3 separate regions of the Homo sapiens genome follow, and regions 1 and 3 are each linked to region 2. Evidence: read pairs that join two places in POLR2A ChIA-PET (ENCODE). Cell type or tissue: MCF 10A. All regions are shown on one strand. Each heading gives the region's core, and the rest is flanking DNA. Links, peaks and the distances in the headings are about the cores only.

Region 1 (5,136 bases), core at 639-4,638, 150 kb before region 2:
AGTGTTCTGACTGTATGTGTAACAGGCACATTGTAGGTTTTCATCAGCTGGGTCTGAGTCTGGTAGGATGGGAAAGTGAGGCCTGCCTGACTTGCATAGTGAGGAAATCTTGGAATTAGAACAACACATACATAGCGGGTGAGTTACAGGGGTGGGCTCACATTTCTCGTTTTACCTTGACACTGGTTCATATCAAGTGGACTTTACTACTATTTTGAGTTCTCCTTCCTAAATTTCTAGCTTCCAGTTTGAGATTAGAACTATTTCTTCGTCACCAGGATAGCAAGCTCTTTTGTGTCTTTTTGTCTGAAGAAAAATAGTTCTCAGAGTTCCCCCTCCCATCCCACCATTCTACACACAGTATTGCCTTGGACTTGCCCTACTCCAGGATTCAGCCCCCAGGATCTGACCCACAACATTGCCTTGGCCTATAAAATTTTCATTTTGTTCCCTTTAAAAATAAATGCAGTGTTTTTATACTGAAACAAGGATGCATCCCACATGGTCAAACATAATTCAAACAGAGCAGTGTGTGTATTCAATGAAAAGTCTCCCTCCCCACACCACAGTCCCTGAGTTCATCTCCTCAAAGACAATCACTCTACCATTTTCTTGGGTACCCTTCCACTTTTCCCTCACTTGCAATGGAATGATTGCTGTTTTTATAGGAACAAAAGAACACCGTGCACACTCCTGTGCTCCTTAGGTTTTGTTCTTAACAATATTCAGTAATTTGTAAATCTAAGTGAATACATGCAAAGCCCTTAGAACAGTGCCCAGCCCATAGTTTATGCTAAATAAATGTCCCTTCACATGGGGGTATATCAAAAAACACACTGCAGCCTTCAAGAGTTTAAACCAACTAGACCCCAGGAGCACACAAGAAAATGATCCAGAGCCCAGAGGTGCTTTGTTCCACTCACATTTTCAGAGACAGAGTCCCTGCAGGCTTGGCTGTCACCTCTCCCACTTCATGTGTGGCATTTGAAGAAAATATTGCCATCAGTGCTCACCTTCTCCTAAATGAAGTCACACACCTACCTCCCTCTGATTCTGCCCAGTCTAAACAATACAAGAAATAAATGCTTCATAGTGGGTTTTGCTGCAACCACTTTCAGAAAACAGAGAAAAATCCCTTCTTGCCCTTTAATTTGATTGCATAGTAATGAAAGATAAATTCAATCAGATATAATGAGCTGCGTTGAGTCAGCATCCCAAACAGTGTGGCCAAAGCTGGCTCAGCTCTGCACCAGGTCACGGGTGTTTCTAAAGGGTCATGCAGACAGTCTCTTGCTTTTGGCCACTGTCCGAAACCTCTCCGCCCAAGTCCCTGAATTAGAGCAGAACTCACAGGTGATATAAATTCAGAAGTTAGTTAGGGCAAGGGCAAGGCATGGGGAAGAGACCAGTGAAGTCTCTGTTCCTCGTCAGAAGCAGTTCTCAGTGCAGAGGGCTTTATCTGATAGCCTGAAGAACACATCCTCTGTTGTCACCACTTTCAGTTCCCTAGCGAGGGAAGCCTGCCAGCACTTCCTGTTGTTGAACACCGAGGACCCTTTGAGGTGCCTGGGGCCACACCGGCAGCTCACAGCCACCCTGCCCAGCCGGGTCAGACCAGCAACCCAGGCGGGGCTGTGGGGCTGAAGCAGGGCAAGGGCACGGGCTCTCTGAATATTTGGTTGTTTGGGTGTCTGTGGAGTTTGGGAGAGCTCGTGACTGCATTTAGGAAGGAGGCTGGTGACTTAAGTAAACACGTGCCGCTCCAGAACAAATAGTCAAGAGTCCATTTAAATTCATTCTCCCCAGAGACTTTTGTTGCAAATATGCAAGGGTTGTGGGCTCATGGACATGTGCGCACACACGCAGGGTCTGCCCAGCAACTGAAGATGGGGAGAAATGCCATCACAGTGGCGATCCAATCTCACAGGGGAGGAAACGTGAGAGGCCTGACCCTTCCATGTTCCTCGCTGAGAGGCTTATGTGGGGTGAGGGACTGGGTCAAAACAAGGCCCAGCAATCACAGACAACTGTTCTTGCCACTGAGTCTCCGCCACATTCCTCAAAGCCCTGTGCACCTGATCCACACACCCGCATAGCTGCACATTCACGGGGAAAGGAGCCTAATTTCAGAACAGCTGCGGCTTCTTCACTGAGCCCATCGTATAAACTTTCTCAAAGGCCCTGACAACAAGAATATCAAAACTCCAGGAAGAAGTTGAGTAAACAGGTCACAGTTACCTAAAGTGGCACTCGGCCAAGCCACCTGTGCCAACAGAGATCCAGGGGATGAATGACCTCAACTGCTCCAGACCAGAGCAAGGAGAAACTTTACTGCAACAACATAATTGGGCCACTAGAGCCCTATGCGCAAACGCAAAGGCAAGGGCCAGAAAGACACCCCAAAGCATGTCCTTACCTAGAGCCGTGGTTGTAAATGCCAAGACTCAGACCAAGCTCAAGAGGAAGGTCAAAAGTCCACAGTTACTGTTCATCACGGAGGGAATGAGGGCTGTGGGCTGAGCATTGTTCCGGAGGTAGAATCGGACCAAGTCCTCTGTGCACAGATAGGGGAGAGGAGCAGGGCATAAGTTTAGAGAAGGGATCAGACACTCTCCAGAGAAGGATGGATGACAACTCCATGCAGCTGTCTGGAAAGTTCAGCGCTGTTGAGCCATTCCAGTGACTTTAGGGAATTAAGATGTTTGGGGTAGAATTCCAGATAAAACTCTGAATTTAGGCTAGCTTTCAGTTACATGAGCCAAAAACCTTGGTGATATTCTTGACCTCTCTCTTCTCTCTCTCTCTTCCCCCAAACCCCCACCCCTCCATATCCAATTTGTCAGAAATTCCTATTGGCCCTGTTTTCAAAATGTATCCAAAATCTAATTATTTCTCAGCACCTCCATTGCTGTCACCCTGGTCCGAGCCACCATCATCTCTCACCTCAGTTGCTGGAAGGACTCCTCCTGGGTGCCTGTTTCAACTCTTGGTCCCTTACAGTCCACAAGGGAGCCGGAGAGATACTTTTAAAATATGTCAGATGATGTCCCTTCTCTGCTGTGAGAAACCAACGTCCTCTCACTGCCCGAAAAGATCCTTACACGTTTGGCTCCCGCAGCAGCTCTGCCCTCATCTACGGCCTCTCTCCACCTAGCTCACCTGCTCCAGCCACACGGACCTCCTCATCATCCTGACCAGGACCACCTTTGCCTCCTGGGTTTCCTCAGGTGCAGCTCCCTCAGCCTGGGGAACTCCTTCCCGAGATGCATTCATGACTCACCCACCTCCTCAGCTCCTTCAGGCCTTTTCTCAAATTTCAACTTCTCAAAAAGCTCTGCATCATCTAAAAATTGCAAATGTATACAACTCTTCTCTAAACTGCTCTATTTTTCTCACATCACTTTTCCCTTTCTAAGGTTTTATTTAAGCACATATACATACATAAAATGCATTTATTATGTATTTATTATGCCTTTATCTGTCTTCTCCCAAGCTAAAAGGTAGAGCTCTGTGAAAACAAGGAATTTCATATTATGTGTTAATTAGTGGATCCTGTGAGCTTAATACAATGTCTGGCATATAGATGGTTCTCAATAGGAACAGTTTAAATCAACAAAGTAATTTAGGGTTTAAAAAATATATTTAGGCTGGGTGCGGTGGCTCAAGCCTGTAATCCCAGCACTTTGGGAGGCCGAGGCGGATAGATCACGATGTCAGGAGATCGAGACCATCCTGGCTAACACGGTGAAACCCCGTCTCTGCTAAATATACCACAAAATTAGCCGGGCATGGTGGTGGACGCCTGTAGTCCCAGCTACTCAGGAGGCTGAGGCAGGAGAGTGGCGTGAACCCGGGAGGCAGAGCTTGCAGTGAGCCGAGATAGCGCCTCTGCACTCCAGCCTGGGCAACAGAGCAAGACTACATCTCAAAAAAAAAAAAAATTATATATATTTAATGGTCCCTTTACCAGACTGGAAGCTTCCTCATGGTGGAAAAGGTGCCATCCATCTATTAATATATATAATATATATGTTAAATATTTATTGAGCATCTACTCTGTACTAAGCACTATGCTGAGACCTAAAATATAATGATGAACAAAACATGTATGGTCCTGCCTTCACAATGCCAATAATCTAGTGACTAGAGACAGACACTTAACATCATCACAAATAAAGAGAAAATTACAATGGACATAAATGAACGATTAAAATAAGAATGGGGGCCAGGTGCAGTGGCTCAAGCCTGTAATCCCAGCACTTTGGGAGGCCGAGGCAGGTGGATCACGAGGTCAGGAGTTCAAGACCAGCCTGGCCAAGATGGTGAAACTCTGTCTCTACTAAAAATACAATAATTAGCCGGGTGTGGTGGCGGGCACCTGTAATCCCAGCTACTCGGGAGGGTGAGGCAGAGAATCGCTTGAACCCAGAAGGTGGAGGTTGCAGTGAGCCAAGATCGGGCCACCGCAGTCCAGCCTGGGTGACAGAGCAAGACTCTGTCTCAAAAAAAAAAAAAAAGAAAAGAAAAGAAAAAAAAGAATGGGAAAGATATTATGTTTTGGGTTAGGTTGGTGGCAGAGGAGAGGGAAATTACTGAGGAGAATTAAGATTTATTTATAAGAACCTAGTGATCTTGAAAAAAAAAAGACTTTTTAAAAGAAAATACAGGAGTTATGGCTGGATTAAATGGTGTTGAGGAGAATTTTATGACAAATGTGAGTTCCAAATTTCTGGCTTAAGACATTGGGCGGATAAAATTGCTGTTGTATGAATTGATGTAATAGGCTGAATAATGGTCCTCCGAGGAAATTCATGTCTTAATCCCTGGGACCTGTAAATATTCTCTTATTTGGAAAAAAAAATAGTCTTTGTAGATGTAATTGAGGATCTTGAGATGGGGAGATGATCTTGGATTATCTAGGTGGAACCTAAATGCAGTCGCTTGTATCCTTATAAAAAAGAGGCAGAAGGAGATTAAAACACACACACACACACAGAGGAGAAGGCTATGTAAAGACAGGGCAGAAAGAGAATTGAAGATGCTGGCCTCCAAGATTGGAGTGATGCTACCACAAGCCAAGTGTGACAATTAATTTTATGTGTCAACTTGACTGGGCCATGGAGTGCCCAGACATTT
Region 2 (5,136 bases), core at 362-4,361:
TAAAACTATATGACTGTTTTTGTATTTATACACTTCTAAATTTTATCTACCTCTCTCCTCCCTTGACTAGGGAAACCAAAATATGCTACCAACTCCAGTGCAGAGTGTTGATGGGCTCCTCCTCCCCAGGCTTGAACCCTCTAAACTTCTGGGTTGCCACAGTGTGTGCACACCTGAACACTTCATGACAAGCTCTGCAATTACTCACTGTTACTCCAAACATGAAAGCTTAGAACTTCAAAGCCTGCAGTTTACACGGCTTTTGTAGAGAAGTACTCATACATTGCTGTAGTCAGTTTTTAAAATCTGCATTAAAGCATCATAAAGCTGAAACTACAATTATGCCAGAATGAATAAGTTCAAAGATACAGATATCATTCCTGTACATGATATTTAAATGTGCCAAAAAAAGAAAATGCTTTTTAGCATATATACTTGATTTTAAGATACAGACTTTTAAACTTCCCTTACTGGTTGCCTGATGGGTACAGGCCACTGTGGCTGTGTTGAGCATTCAGCCTTCTGTCTATGGCACTGGGCACTTAATGAAGACAGCTGGCTGATCCTCACACTAACGGAGCCCCTGCCTCAAGTCCTTTTGTCTCTGTGGAACAGTTAGTTTGCCTGTGACACAAATCCACACTCTCTCACCAGCTAATGACTGGAGGAAGACAGTCTCTATTTACATACAGCTGAGGATTTCTAACTCAAATTCAGAGATAAACCTGAGAGTAAACTGCTGACGAGTGAGCTAGGAGCAGAAAAGCCAAAGCCACAGAAATCACTGTGACGGTCACCGAAACTGTCCTGTCACAGACTACCATGTTCTCAAAACCACAAGAGTGAGAGGTGACTAGGAAGAATTTTAAATGTACCTTTTACTTTCTAGGTGGTCACTGATCATATCTTAGAACAAAAGCAACCCTAGACACAAGGCAATTTCTCATTTTCAACTAGCAGATGAGAAAATTATTTTTCCCAGTTTGAATACATAAACTTTTAGGGATTTAGCATATATATACTAATACATTGTCATTTATACTATTTATTAATTTAGACATTTTAAGCAATAAATATGTAATTATATGCTGCACCAGATTTAAATCTGAAAATGTCGAATACAAAAATGGACAAAGTAGATAAACCAATTATTTTAATTTCCAATTGTATTTTTTTGACAAAATTTGATACTAAAAAGATTATCCTATCTCAGTAACTTCAAGAAGTTGACTATTTTGAGACTCTAGTTTTTCAAGAGTTCTTCTCCTCTCTAAAATTTATAAGAATCTAACCTCAAGAATTCCCAATGTCGATTTTCTGTCAAAAATAGAAAGTTTTAGATTTCCTTGCTTTAGGTGAAGCACTGCCCTGTTTGGCTGCTTTTTGGACTTGGCAGGTTGTATATCAGTCTCACCTTGGCAACTAAATTATGGAAGAGTTTGAAAGGCAACAGCCTCCATTCAGCTTAGCAATGGTTGAAATGGATTATATTATGGACAAGGCAAATGAAAGATTTGCTAAAACTACTTTCAAAATAAAGTAATTAAGATAATGTATGATGTACAGGGCTTTGTGGTACTTCAGTATTAAGGAAGACTCCCTCTTTTGGGGGAAAGTAATCCTTGACTTGCATTAGGGCACATGCTGCATTTTTGGTCCTAAGAGTCAAATGAGTCTTTGGCCATTTATCTATAAACAATTATTTATTCTTTCAGTGGACATCTGTGACGCACCTGATAGGGCTGGCTGACTTGATGTTAAGATGGACGCCTCCCTCATTGTGGGCACCCGTCTGCTCTTGGATTCTATGGCACTGCATTCTCCACCTTCCCTCCTGCATCTCAGGTTTCTGCTTCTCAGTCTCCTGCTGGCCATGTGTCCTCTCAGGACCTTAAAATGTTAGCATTGTAGAGCCAGGCTTTGGCTTCTTCTCACTCCAACTCTCCTTTCAATGATTTCCTCCCCTCTCACTATTTTAAATACCATCAGTGAATTAATGGCTTCCAACTGACATCGCCAACACAGAGGCAACCTCTGAGTTTCAGACCTATGTAACAACAACTGCCTATTTACATCACTTGAATGACTCATGAGCAAGTTGGCCCAATATGCAGCAAAGTGAACTCTTAAGTATGACCTCTGATTCATTTTTCTCGTTTCTTCCATCTTGAGAAATGTCCCGTCCAGTCTTCCATATTCTCAGCAAGCTGGAAGTCACCTTTGATCAACTCTGTCTCACCCTACATCCAATCTTTCTTTAAGGACTGTCAATTCTAACATGGAAAATATGTAATTAAGATCCAGCTGGGACTTCAGCAACCAACCCTAGCTAAACAAAGTCCCCAGTGGATACACAAACACAACAAAAATGCTGCAAAATTGTGATTGAAAAGCAAAATTAAACAGAATGAAAAACCTGCCCTATGGGTGTCTGCCCAGGATGACCCATGTTCTTACAAAAAAAAAAAAAGTTGCTACCACTTTTGTTAACATGGGTGAGCTTCAAAATTAAAATTAGGCATCAGTTTCCAACAGCTTTAATTTATAATAAAGGAGAGAATAAAAATCTAAATCAAAGGCCATTCAGATTAAATTCTCTTACACCCAGAGATTAGGGAAATATGAACAATGTCATTGAATTATTACTAGGAATAGATTATACATCAACATTACAGACTTCCTAAAGGGCCAAAATGATAAATGAAGGGCACAGGGCAGATGGATCTGCATAAAGGAATTAACAAAGACTAATGATGTTGGTATATACACCCGATTATTGACTTGACACAAAGCAATACCCCAGACTAGGAAAACACATTGACTGACGTCAGTCCATCTGATTTTATCATTCTTTTCCTTAAGCAGGAAGGGCAAGATGTGTCATTACTTAAGTAACAATTGGCAATTACACAAAGGCTAAAGACAAAAAAAAAAAAGTGAGTACAGCATGGAACATAAAGATGGTATTCTCCGTAATGCAGAGAAACTTATTAATGAAATGAAGTCACAGAACAGATGCACTGTGAAATGATATAGCTTGGACATACACACTATAAGAAATCTGATCTTGGGGCTCAGTGAAAAAGGTTTTAATAAAATTAGATGATTCCAAGATGATGCTCTACCCATGGCTGACTAAAGGAATCACCTGGATAAAGTTTAGCCACATGATTTGCCTATTTTACCAACATAAAATGACACTCTACAAGGAGGACAGCAAGGTGCCCTAAACTGAAGATAAGGTTTTACAAGTTGATTTTGTTGAGACTGACATATTTTTTTTTAAAAAGGAAATGTATGATGTCAGAAATCCCTTTGAAAAAACAAAAAAGAAAGTTAATATTATTTTAAAGAAACAGTGGTTATGTGGGGCACCAGGAAACTTAATTCCTATTAAGGCTAACAATTAATTTGTTATGACTCCATGAGCACCTAATTTTCCTTTGTCCTATTCCCTAAATTTAAAGAGGCAAGGGAACTATTTGTCTTGTACTATCATGTCTATGCAGCTAAAGGAGGTCATTGCCTTGCTGAATGAACATTTTTATTAAAGATCTATAAAGCAGGTTCAAACATTTGGGAAATAATATTTCAAGCATGGAAAATCTGCTGAAGGCTTTTGAATGAAAGTCACAAAATAAACACAACAAAGGCAATATTTCACTCAGGGCCATGTCTCCAGCCTCACATTTTTTTTTTTGGGGACCATCTTGCTCTGTCGCCCAGGCTGGAGTGCAGTGGCGTGATCTCGGCTCACTGCAGCCTCCGCCTCCTGGGTTCAAGCGATTCTCCTACCTCAGCTTCCTGAGTAGCTGGGACTACAGGTATGTGCCACCACGCCCGGCTAATTTTTGTATTTTTAGTAAAGATGGTTTCACCATGTTGGCCAGGATGGTCTGGATCTCCCAACCTCGTAATCCGCCCACCTCAGCCTCCCAAAGTGCTTGGATTACAGGCGTGAGCCACCGCGCCCAGCCCAGCCTCATCTTATAAAGAGAATTCTTTCACTGGCACCTAAAGATCATTCATCTCTAATGACTAAATTGTTCTCACCAGCAAACTAAAATTCATAAGTAATAGCCTCTCCTTTGAGCACTGCATGAAAATCTGATGGTACCACAAATACCTGAGCAGAAAGGTGTGTGTATCAGTCAACTCCAGGAGTCTGGGGAGGTGGAAAAAACTGTTGTAATGCCCATTTGGCTTACAGACTTCCTTCCTTTGTAGGCTCACCAATACAGTTTAGAAAGAATTCAGATTTTTTTTTTTTTTTTTTGCCCAAGAACTTCTTCACTGCTTAGGAAAACCATCATCCTATACTGACAGACTAAGAGTATGAAAAGGTAAAGAAATGCGTCACTGGTGCTGAACTTGTTAAGCAGAAAGAGGGAGGGGAAGCAATGAGATCAGAGCAGGAGATGCTGAGAGCAAGACCAGTCTTGTCAAAAAAGCAAAACTCTGTACAACTATACATAACAACAAACTTGGAAGAAATCAGAAGAATAAAAAAAAGACTGACAGTTTGGACCACACATACATGCACAAAATGAAAAATAATAACTTCTATTAGTAAAAAAAAAACCCTCACTGTTATAAAAAGGGAAATGGCAAATTGAAAAAGGATACTGGTGAGATTATAAAAGATTAATATCAGTTCTCACTTCTTATAAGCCAATAAAATAAAAATTAAACAAAAGAGAGGGACCAAGGATAAAAATAAAGGTAAATAACAAAAGGAGATACAAATGGTTAATGAGTATGGAAAATGTCTAAATCCCATAGAAATAAAACATGTACATTACGAATAGTAAGATATTATGTTTGGCTTGTACTGATGGACTCTTCAACACTGTACTATTTGGTGGTGATAAGGGGGGAACAAAAGTTTCAACATAGGCATTTCAGTCACATGTTCAGATGGACACACACACACACACAGAGTACATACAGGAAAAAAGACTGAAGAATACAATAAACTGGTAATAGGGGTTATCTCCAAGTAATGGGTTAATAGAGGATTTATATTTCCCAGGTGATTTCTTGTATATCTTACAAACTATTAGCTTTACTGTTATAATCAGAAACTCACACTTTTAAAGCAAACAAGCCTTGAAGATTAGAGTCATGGCAACATAG
Region 3 (5,136 bases), core at 639-4,638, 73 kb before region 2:
CATTATTTTGCCCACTAAATATGCATTAAATACAAAACGCTGTCATTGGAAGCAGCACGGCAGGCCTGCGGGATTCTCAGCCTCAGTCTCTGGGCCCTACTGGGACCTGTCATGTTGGACTGGCCTGTTTGGCAAGCACTTGACAATTCTAAGAGCTTGGGTAGGGTCTTTTAAATGTCTCTTCTGGATTTCTGTTAGGGGATTTGTTCTTCAAACTGTCAAACCCTAAAAAGACTGAAAGTAGCAATCAACAAGAAAATGTGCAGAGAAGTAACTTGCAGCCTATGATTTATAAACACAGAGATGCTGATCATTATCACATCCTTGTCTAGTTAAATCAAGCCCAACCAAGGATCCAAGTTTTCCTGGAGGAGTAAATACAGGACAGAATACAGGCTGAACATCCTTAGTCTGAACATTTAAAATCCGAAATGCTCCAAAATCTGAAATTTTTTGAGCACTGATATGACACCACAAGTGGAAAATTCCACACCTGACCTCAGGTAACAGGGATTAAAACATATATGATGGGGCCAGGCACAATGGCTCATGTCTGTAATCCCAGCACTTTGGGAGGCCGAGGTGGGTGGATCACTTGAGGCCAGGAGTTCAAGACCAGCCTGGCCAACATGGCAAAATCCCATCTCTACTAAAAATACAAAAAGTAGCCAGGCGTGGTGGCATGCTCTTGTGGCCCCAGCTACTCGGGAGGCTGAGGCATGAGAATCGCTTGAACCTGGGAGGCGGAGGTTGCAATGGACCAAGATCGCACCACTGCACTCCAGCCTGGGTGACAGAGTGAGATGCCATCTCTAAACAAACAAACAAACCACCCCACCCACCCACCAACCAAAAACCAAACAAAAAACACATATTATGGGCTTATTGAAGGACTAGGGCAGTACGCATTCATAACAGAATAAAAAATCATGTCAGTTTATGAACTTAGAAAATAATTCTAAGATAAAACTTGTTAATGAGGCAGATGACTCTGGAGGAAATGTTTTAAAAAGCCATCCAGCAGAATGCCTCCTCTTCCCTAGAATGATTTGTTTTTATCCTTATAATAATCCTATGAGGTAGCACTTCGGAAAGCTCCTTTTCACAAATGAGGAGATGAGCAATGCAAAAAGAAGTAACCTGTCCAGGGTCATACAGCCGAGATTTAAACTCAGCCTAGCTGACTGTGGAGTTTATGCTCTCAACCTCAATTTATATTGGCTTTTCAGGTTAAAAGTCCACTCAACCACTGAAAAAGGTAAAAAAGACACAAGGTGCTCTAGTGAGAGGCTCAACTAAAAGAAGTTGTCTAGTCAAGCCCTAATATTAAGCCTTCTTGGATTCTCTAATGCAGGGTCTGGAAAGCTTTTGTGTAAAGGGCAAAACAGTAAACATTTCAGTCTTTGCAGGGCATGCGGTCTGTCATGACTACCTAACTCTGCCCTTGTAGCATGAAAGCAGCCATACAATACCTAAATGAGTGGACATGGAGGTGTTTCAGTAACGCTTTATTTACCATACCAGGCTGTGGGACAAATCTGGCCATAGCTTGCTGACCCTTGCTGTAATGCATTATCATAAACTCTAGTAGCACAGCATTCGTCTATACTTAGGTAAGAACAGGTCCTCCAACAGGAGAATCGGTGGGTGAATGTGGAGAATACTATACAATAAATATTTGGAACTGTTTCAAATTTTTGTCTTGGAAAAAAATGGGGGAGAAAATGATTTCTTCAGTATTTTCTGTTATTTCTATTAAAATGGGGGTAGAATGAAACAGCCCAGAGTAAACAACCCATCAAGCCAGCACTTTTCACTGATGAAAATTATGGCTGCTGGCTAGACTATATGCATTTATATTTAATATTTAGTCTCATCTACATAAATTCACATACTTGGGCAGACTGGGACTCTATACTGGGATTGCTAAGTCTGTCTATTCAGAATACAGAGAAGAAAAGGGAATAAAATACTGGCAGAACAGTCAGAAAAAATAATCAGCAAGAAACAAATCTACTATCTCGTTAATCCTGAAAGACAGTGGTTTTTAATTCTCTTTCTTGGGTCACGGTGCTGATCACTGTGACAGGACAGCATGGTTCAACCCCAGACACTCATTTCTAGTAATTAGTCCAAGTACTGATAACCCATTTCAAAGCTTGTGTATAGTAACGTGCTGGGTCAAATCCGTATGGGGATGTATATTTAAAGACAAAAACAAAAAGAGTTCCAAATATCGAATCCTCTGTTTCAAGTTATTTAAGATGCATGCTTTTCGGGATAGAAGAGTTACATGTGCCTTTGAGGTTTTCTTCCAGAGAAGCTTTATTTATTGAAACAAATTAAGCATAATTTCTGCTTTGCCAAACACAAAAACAACAAAAAACAAAGACAAACAACCAACCCTCTTAGCGTACACACTGTTTTGAATCAGAAAACAAAATCCAAAATATTATTGCTATAATGTGTTGCAGTCATGTTCTACATCAACTAACAGATGTTGCCTATGCAAAAAGCAAAACAACAACAAAAGCTTCAGAGTGCTCCATGTAGACATTATTTCTTGCATATTAGCAAAATTAAAACACATGGGCTCTAACCTGTTCCCAGCCTCTCCAGGGGATTCTGCCTGAGGAGTAAGGTAATCAGATCCTGGGCATCAGGTGGGGGTGCCTCATCCTTCTCAGGCCAGTTGATCTCATCTAGAAGGAAGAAAAGTTGTTTATAACCATATTGTTCACAAGAGGGTCCAGGTCCCAGCAACATGGACATCACCTGGGAATTTGTCAGAAAGGCAGAATTTCAGGCCCACTCCGGACCTACTAAATCAGAGTCTGCCTTTCAACAAGATCTTCAGTCGATTCCTAAACACAGTCATGTTTGAGAAGCATTATTTTACAAGACATAAGTAGCATAGATTTTTTACAAGGTAGGAAGAGAATATTTCAATAAGCAGATCTTTAATTTGCTTTTTAAATGTATTTTTCTTTCAAAGAATTGGCTTCCAAAAAGTTGCCTCTCTAGTTATTAAAAGACTTAAAATAATAGAAACTCTAAACACTTCCATTTCAGGTGGCTAATATATCCATCCAGGGATTATCTCAGGTTCAGATTTTTCTCTCTTAATTTCCTCAACTGAGAATTTGGCCACAGCCATAGAGTTCTTCAGCTCTAAGAAGCAAGAAGTAATTTTGTAAAAATAACTATTTCCAGAAACAAACAAACAAACAAACAAACAAACAGGTCAAAGTGCTAAGACTGAAGAAGAAAAAAAAACCCAAAGTAATCATAGTAATGGAAGTATTTAAAATCTGTCATAAATATTAAGAATACTTTCTCATTCTGAAGGAGTTTGCCTGAAGATAGGTGTGCGTGCTTGTGTGTACGGAAATGCAATAAAAACATGAGTTATTTCTGTGTGTGCCTGCCTCTAGCTTCCTCTGCTGCAGTTTAAATCTGATTTGGAAAATAAAACATGAATATGCATCTGAGCCGTAAGGCATCAAGAACAAAGCCAGCATTTGCTGCTTGTGTTAATTAAACAGTTGATTCCCTTTGCCATTCAGGCCTTAGTATATCAGAAAACAGCCTAGTTATAAATCCATAAACAGCTCAGATATTGTATAAAGGGGTCATACACTGCAGGCAACTCACAAATCTGCTTTGTTAAAGTTTACAAATATGCAAGGCTTGCAAAATCAAAGATAGAAAAGAATGCCGTGATAAAGGGGCCCCTCATATGCAAAATGAATTTTTCCCCTACTTCCACTGCTGGACCTTGTAAACACAGTCCAAATAGACCGTACGTGGCTGATAAAGATGTCAGTGATGCCTGACAAACTTTCAAGATGAGAGGCCTTTCTGATGTATGTTCCAGGGAAATTTATAAAATCGGCAGGTAGGGTAGTGATACACCCTATTTAATTATCATTTAGTTTTGCCACAGGCCACATACAATAGTTAGGGTCAGCTTGCAGGTTAAGATCTAAAAGTTATTGAATTTTAAATGAAAGATGAACAGCTGTTACAGAAATAACATTACGCCATAACAACTACCAATGAAATCATTAACAATCTGTGGATTCAACTTGCTTCTTTCCCATTCTCATTATTTATTATTTGGTAGACATTTGTTTTAGGGTTTATTACATTTTTGTTAACTTCTTCATTATGCCATTAGCCATTTTCCCTATTTATGTAAATGTTACCCACATTAACCTTTTCTTCCCTGGTGTAACTTTCCTATCATGGAAAGGAAGACTGGACGGCAATTAAATTGCCTGTAAATCCCACACCAATTTCCTTTGCAGAAAAAGCACACTATAAAAAATGGTTTTGTTGCTAGTACATTTCCAAATTCTATGTTAACAACATTTCTTCAGATCAATTTTCAACAAAAATTGCTCTCTTGAGATTAAGAATGTCAGTTATATGCTTTGATGAGTGAGTTCTTTTGTTGGCTCAACTGTTTGATAAAGGTTAACATTTTAGTAGTAAAAACTGTGACACTCAACAGATTTACATTAAATAGCTGCTTCCCAACAGTGACCTAAAGATAACTCCTGATGATATTTACCACTGATGACTTGTCCAAATAGCTCCTCTGGAGTATCCCCAAAGAATGGCACGCATCCAACCAGAAATTCATAGAGGATAATCCCCATGGCCCACCAGTCCACCGGCTTTCCATAACCCTGCCTCAGAATCACTTCTGGTGCAATGTATTCAGGTGTGCCACAGACCTAAAAGATAATTGCAATATTAGAATAATTGGAATATTAGACATGAATTAAAATGAGCAAGATGGCTAGTCACCAATTATTTTGCCCAGAATGCACCTGCTCAACCACATGGAACCACATGGACAAAGAACTTAAGAGCACCAATTATAAAAAGATATTTAAAATACCAACGAAAAGAATTATTACCAAAGACGGGAAGTTTACAGTTCTGCTCTAATGTTAAATTATATGTAATGTTTACTTTCAAATTGAGAATCTGACCCTGTTTGGTAGTTTTACCTATTATACAATATTAAAACCACTTATAATCCTTAAATTTAAAATAATAATGCATTTTTAAGTTTGTCATTGTCAGAGAGAGTTTTAGTATCTATATGACCAAAATATATTCACA

The links. ChIA-PET counts read pairs that join two places held together with the same protein. Peaks named below come from ENCODE experiments on the same cell type or tissue, not always from the same donor. Only the 100,000 strongest peaks of a DNase experiment are listed, where the experiment ranks them.
Region 1: POLR2A ChIA-PET joins it to region 2 with 5 read pairs; 2 of 35 experiments call an interaction of 5 or more read pairs at or near these places.
Region 3: POLR2A ChIA-PET joins it to region 2 with 6 read pairs; 3 of 35 experiments call an interaction of 5 or more read pairs at or near these places.

Annotation. Positions count from the first base shown.
Region 1 is chr5:67,212,385-67,217,520 of GRCh38, reverse strand. No RefSeq gene overlaps it. Among named protein-coding and RNA genes, the nearest start is that of CD180, 18 kb to the right of the region's middle. RefSeq lists an enhancer at 1,382-1,621. In MCF 10A, for the core only: no CTCF peak of the experiment used is centred there; no DNase peak of the experiment used is centred there.
Region 2 is chr5:67,060,961-67,066,096 of GRCh38, reverse strand. The region is part of intron 5 of MAST4 (microtubule associated serine/threonine kinase family member 4); the gene reads right to left. Among named protein-coding and RNA genes, the nearest start is that of MAST4-AS1, 59 kb to the right of the region's middle. In MCF 10A, for the core only: no CTCF peak of the experiment used is centred there; a DNase peak (open chromatin) is centred at 2,096.
Region 3 is chr5:67,134,129-67,139,264 of GRCh38, reverse strand. It overlaps MAST4 (microtubule associated serine/threonine kinase family member 4), which reads right to left. Exons shown (of 29, transcript NM_001164664.2): 18 at 4,577-4,742; 19 at 2,601-2,702. Among named protein-coding and RNA genes, the nearest start is that of CD180, 60 kb to the left of the region's middle. In MCF 10A, for the core only: no CTCF peak of the experiment used is centred there; no DNase peak of the experiment used is centred there.